2 separate regions of the Mus musculus genome follow, and region 1 is linked to region 2. The links are chromatin loops, found by intact Hi-C in ENCODE. Cell type or tissue: heart. All regions are shown on one strand. Each heading gives the region's core, and the rest is flanking DNA. Links, peaks and the distances in the headings are about the cores only.

What was found. Hi-C counts contacts between places; a loop is a spot of excess contacts. Peaks named below come from ENCODE experiments on the same cell type or tissue, not always from the same donor. Only the 100,000 strongest peaks of a DNase experiment are listed, where the experiment ranks them.
Region 1: a loop joins it to region 2, with 5 times the contacts of the local background. A loop is called at or near these places in 11 of 42 quality-filtered maps.

What each region holds. Positions count from the first base shown.
Region 1 is chr4:11,916,772-11,919,680 of GRCm38, forward strand. No RefSeq gene overlaps it. Among named protein-coding and RNA genes, the nearest start is that of Pdp1, 48 kb to the right of the region's middle. In heart, for the core only: no CTCF peak of the experiment used is centred there; a DNase peak (open chromatin) is centred at 1,820.
Region 2 is chr4:11,703,012-11,705,920 of GRCm38, forward strand. Gem (GTP binding protein (gene overexpressed in skeletal muscle)) reads left to right here and starts at 1,436. Exons shown (of 5, transcript NM_010276.4): 1 at 1,436-1,555; 2 at 2,894-2,909. The coding sequence starts at 2,903. In heart, for the core only: a CTCF peak has its summit at 1,322 (motif pointing left); DNase peaks (open chromatin) are centred at 390, 720, 1,380 and 2,430; H3K4me3 peaks cover 2,261 bases; H3K27ac peaks cover 2,425 bases.

The sequences.
Region 1 (2,909 bases), core at 304-2,803, 210 kb after region 2:
GGTTATAAGTGCTTTCCCCAACAAACATGTATTGTTCATGACCAACAATGGAGTCTGGGCTTATTTCTATTTCACAGGGCACTGGACCAGCTTGGCCAGGCTTGGTCTTCACTCATGTTGGTCTACTTTTTGCCCAATCTTATGAGGGCATTTTCTTAAATGAGGTTCCCTCCTTTCAGATGACTCTAGCTTGTGTCAAGTTGACATAAAACCAGCCAACACAGTGTCCTTTATCTTTACATTCTACTAATCAAAGCAAATCATGGGGTCTGCCTAGACATAAAAGATCCCATCTCTTGGGGTGATGAGTCCTTAAATCATCAGGAGGGAAATCTGGTGGCCTTCTTTGCAGTGATTTCCCACGTGCTCTTAAAACTATTCCTTCCATTATACAACACATCAACCTCTTCTCCATAAACTAAGGACAGTTATAGGTGGTTACTCAATGTCTGTCATTTGCTCAACACCTTCTACAGTTGACATTACAAGCTACTGGGATAAGAATCTGATGATCATTAATAACTATATATGGGATTAATTAATAATTGAATCAAGAGTAGATGATCATACTACATAGTCCAAGCACACAGCACATAGTAAAACAAGTTAGCACCCATGTAAAATTTCAATTCTATGTATGTGGTGGGAGTGTGTATCCACAGAAGGGCAGGGGCTTGTGGAGGCCAGAGGGATTACCTCCTGGAACTGGAGTTTCAGGTGGATGAGAGATGCCCAACTTGGGTGCTGAGACTCAAACTGTGGTCCTTTGCAGAAACAGTGTATTCTCTTAATTGCCAAGTCACCTGTCCAGCCATTTTCCATTAAACAAAACAAAACAAAACAAAACAAAACAAAACAAAACAAAACAAAACAAAACCCCTAGGATATAATTTGAAACAAGGTCTCAGGTAGACCACGCTGGCCTCAATCTTGCAACATATCCAAGATCCAAGGAAGACCTCAAACTTCTGATCCTCTTCCCTTCAACTCCCTATGGTGGGATTTTAGGCCCTCGTTAATGTGCCAGGTTTATGAGGAGTGAATCAAACTCAGAACATCTTGTATGTTAGGCAAGTACTCTACCAGATGAGTCACATCGTCCCTGTTCCGTATGTAATTTTCTTTTCTTGGTAAGCATAAGTTTGTCCTTTAATGCCACATGGCTCTTCCCTGGCCTCTGGAAACATTGACAAACATCTCACGGGGACTGAAATTTAATAATCTCTAAGGGCATAGAAGAGCTTAAGTCTTTACAAGTGCTTGGAAAATTCTGACTCCTCGGGAAGTGGTGTTGTCAGCAATTTGTCTTAAAGTTGTTGCAATACGCCTTGTTTTTTGGTGCCTGGAAAGTCTTTGCTGCAATGTTAGAATAAATTGTCTTGCTGGTGTTTGTAAGTAGATGTTTTAGGAAAATGCTGGAAAATCCCTTTCCCGTCCTCATTTGTCTCTCTCGCTTTCTCCCTTTTTGTATTAACAAAAACAAGAAAGGATTTTTTTTTTTTTTTTGAGAGCTCCAAAACCAAACATAGCCATGCAGCACTCCTGGGAGTTTGTTTTAGAAGTTCATATTTGAAATATTAAATCAATTATAGGCTTATGAGAATGACAGAAAACTCTTGGAACCAGGAAAGGAGGGAGGGGAAGGGAGGGAGGGAAAGAGAGAGGGAGGGGGACCGATCAATGTGTATTCCTTTTGATGTTGTTTTCCATCAGGACAGAACAGGATGTGAGTCCCAAGGAAACTGGGTCTTTTTCAGCCAGAGCAGAGCTTGAAAAATCTGGGTTTGACCTATGAGTCATTTGATGTATTGATGCCAAATGTGCAGCCGACTCCGGCCACTGCCCTTCTCTTCTGTCTTTGTCTTGCTTGACCAGTTGATCTGAGCCAAGGAGGATGACAAGCAAAGCTGGGTTATCACGGTGTCTGCACCGTTTTTCCCTTTATATTAATCATCAGGAGATGCCAGGAGTGCTCTCAAGCATCCCTGGGACCAATGCCTGTGGACATTTAAAAAACCAAAAACCAAAAAAACAGCTTAGTAAGGAAGAAGTCTGAATGGCTTGAACCCACCCCAAAATAACATACACATGTATATATACACACATCTACATGTTTGTGCATATATATATATGTGTGTGTGTGTGTGTGTGTGTGTGTGTGTGTGTGTGTGTGTGTGTATATGATGTATGTGTAGAACTTTCTTTTTCAGCAAGTTGAAAAGATGCTGTAGAGTTAGCAGAGAGTGTTTTTCACTTGGATTTCTAGGCCTGAGTCCAGCATTTATTTCTTTACAAATACCTATGAACAATGCCTCTTGGAAACTCTCATTAACCAAAACCAACAAGTTCTGGAAGCAGAATAATAACTTTATTTCTAGTCTTTGCTACTCAGAAAGAAAATCTCTCCCCTTCTAAAAGCACTCAGGTCCCCTGCCATACACCTTCTTAGGAAAAGCAACGGGAAGGTTTTTTGTCCACCTGAAAAAGAATGGTTTCTTGTTCTCGATGTATTATGTAGCAAAGACAAACAGCTTCATAAAATTCCATCAAATAGCACCATAAATTTGCTGATCTTTCCAATTAAAACCCATTTTTGAAAAGGTGTTTTCATTGGCTCCTAGCACATCCGTCTCAGGATAGGTTGCCTAGCAACCTATCAGCCCTATTCCTTCTTGCTTATTTCTTTTCAACCTCTCCTAAAGGTTTCTTTCCTGTTTGTTGGGCTTGCAGTGGCAAGGTTTTAAACACCCCTGTACCTGCAATGGCGGCTTAAAAGTGGTTTGGGATAAGATCAAGTTGTCCTTTGAAGGTCAATGTCATCTGAATGGAGTAATTCCCTGGGAATTCTATAAGAAGGTTCCTAGCCAATGAATGTAATTTGTCTTCACTAGGAGAGGATGAGCCCACTC
Region 2 (2,909 bases), core at 311-2,810:
ACCGTGTTAACATTGAGGAAAAACGTGGCTGGTGAAGAGCCGTATCCAGAGCTTTATGGTACCCAGAATAGACTTTAGTTTGGCCACCTAAAGTCTTCCTGAGTGGCCAAACTATAGTCTATTCTGGCTCTGGCTCTTATCTTCCTTGTGCATAAATAAATTTGGGGCTCTGCCTTTGAGACTAAGGCACTCTCCATCTTTCTTATTTGGTGGATTCTACCTTTGCCAGCTTGGTCCCTGACAGACCTGAGGTGCAGCTGGTCACTTGGATAATTCCCAAATCGCATAGATGCCTTCGTGACACCGTTGTAACCACAGAGCAGCCCAGCCACTCCAATAGACACTGGTGCTGGCTGCTTCCCGAGGGGCCGCCAGCCAACCCACAGCAGAAGCTGGCTGGAGAAGCAGATGGATGTGTTGGAAAGGCTAGCATGGACTCTAAACACAGCATGTGGGAAATGCCCACGTCCCCGGGAAATACCCATGTCCTGGGGAAGAGGTCACTTAGCAGTGCAGTTTAAAATGTACTTAAGGCAGGTTTCATTGCAGGGCCTCTTGTTCTCAATCCACAACTGTAGTAAGGGCAAGGTTCTCCAGGCCCACCAGAACCACAGGTCTTTGCAAATCTTAGCAAATGATAGAAGCAGTAGGGCTCTCTCAGGGGATTGAGCCTCCTTGTATCTCCCCATGGCTGGGAAGTCCTGGCTCTAGGCCAAAGTTCCAGCCATGCTGAGCAGCTCGGTTCTGAGATGCGCTGATTGGGGTGTGATTAAATTTCTGATGGAGGAGATTCAGCATTGTGGCCAAAACAGGGGGATGGCAGTGTTTAGCACAAGCTGCTTGGAGCCAACCTGCCCCTTTTCAAGATCCCCTACTCTTTCCTCCGACTCTTCTCTTTTGGATCTCTTCCAGAAGAAGGAAACAAAGCAGTATGTCCCAAGTCAGAGATAAGAAGTCAGGAAGCAGGAAGGGCCTGGTTGCTTCTCAGAGCATGCTCTGAAGGTGGTCTGTCCACTCAGGGTGGCTGTAGCCTCATCCTGGAGGCCGGAGTCCCGCTCACTCAGACGGATCTGTTTTCTTGGCAAAGCTGGACTCGCGGCTTGGGCCTGTTTCTTTCCTCATCCTTTATTCAGACAGCTTACAAGTGCTCTGCTGGGAAGGGCGATTAAGTAGCACTAAGTGTATTTTTCCAGTGTCCACCTGATAAAAAGAAAATAAAACAAAATCAACGATTGAACTGTCATTTTTTTTCTCCCTCACTCCCCTCAAGGGGATAGGGGAGTCACATGACTACGAGTAACTGATTTAGCCAAGTGGCTGCAACTCAGTTTGCTGCAGAGCCGCCCCCTCCCGGCGGGAGCGCTGACGTCACGGAAAAGCCCCGTCGCGGGGCTGCCGGGCGCGCTATAAACGGCGGCGGGCAGCGGAGGCTTCAGGAGGCGGCACTGCCAGCGGACATCACACAGCCTCGGACTGCGGAGCCCGCATCGCAGACGTCAGGCGTTGCAGCAGGCGGATCGACGGCAGACGCCCACCCAGCGCCCAGTGCAGCCAAGTAAGGGGCCATGGCTGAGGGGCAGTCCCAGTGGGAGCCTCTGTGGGAAGGGGCGTTCCTGGTCTCCGAACTTTTTAAGTTAGGAAGGCAGCCAGTCCCTAGACTCCCTAGGTCTGTACCGGGGGTTCTGCCGTGGGAGAAAGAAGTTCAGGCGCAAAGGATGCGCTTCTGATGGGGGTTTCTAAATTCAATTTCGGAGGAGTGTCACCTTACAGATTAGGTGGCCAGGCGGCAGACTTCAAGGTCTGCTGTCGCAAGTCTGTCAACCCAGGGACTGTTTTTAAGACTTAAAAAGAAACCGGCTGGTTCTGGATCGTGGCATAGGTGTGATGTATGGAGTAGGGTGTGTGAGCTGAGCGTGATCCTTGCGCTCACGCGGGGAGCTTGCTGAGTTAAAAACCATAGAGCGGTTATCTCGGGCAGTCTTGGCAGAACAGACTGCCTGTCAGGCAAGGCAGTCTTGCAAGGAAAAAGTTGTAGGAAGTTGTTGAGTGGCTTTTCACTGAGTCTCTGATCTTCTAATTTACGTCAGAAAGGTGCAATTTTTAAAATAAATAATTATATACAGTAAAAAAATCATGGAGTGGACGACGTTCCTTAAGAATGAAGCCCTTTTTGTACAAGTGTGATGTGTCTGAATGTGAGCAGGTCCTTCCCCTCTCAGAAGAACCAGCCTCAGGGCTGCTACGCTAAACAGTTTCTGTAGATAAGAGGGTAGAGCTGAGGCATAGCACTCAAACAGAAACTGTCCCACTCCCCAAATAACGGCCTCTTCAGTCAGGCAGCTGGAGGACATCAGGGCAACCTTACTAAACATGGAAGTTCCCCCAAAGTGCCTGTCCAGTCCAGCCAGGGGAGTGATGTCATTGCCGCGTGTTTCCCACTGAGGCTCAAGACTGCAGGATGCGGGGGCAATTAAGAGCCATGTTTAGACAAGAACAGTTAACCTGGCCAGCTGGTGCCCAGCAGCTCTAACTTGTTGCTGATGGTAATGTCATTTCTGGAGGCAATGGGTTCCTTCCAGCTGCCTCTGTGCCAACTCCCGGTGGGATTTCCAAAGCTCCTTTAAGGACAGAGGGAGCTTATGGGCAATGGATGGATGGTGTTACTGCTACTACAAACGACAGCCTGATTGAGAAGCTAGTTACTGAGTGTGTGTGTGTGTGTTGTTGTTGTTGTTGAAAATTTTGCTTTCTAGGCTTAGGGACAGTTTAGTGGTTGATTCTTACATTAAGAATTCATACCCATCAAATGAAGCACCAAAGACAACTGTGTTGAGCGCCCCTGGGCCTGGCTCATTCTTAATCATATTGCCATCTTTACTGCTCTGATTCCTAGGATCCCGCAATGACTC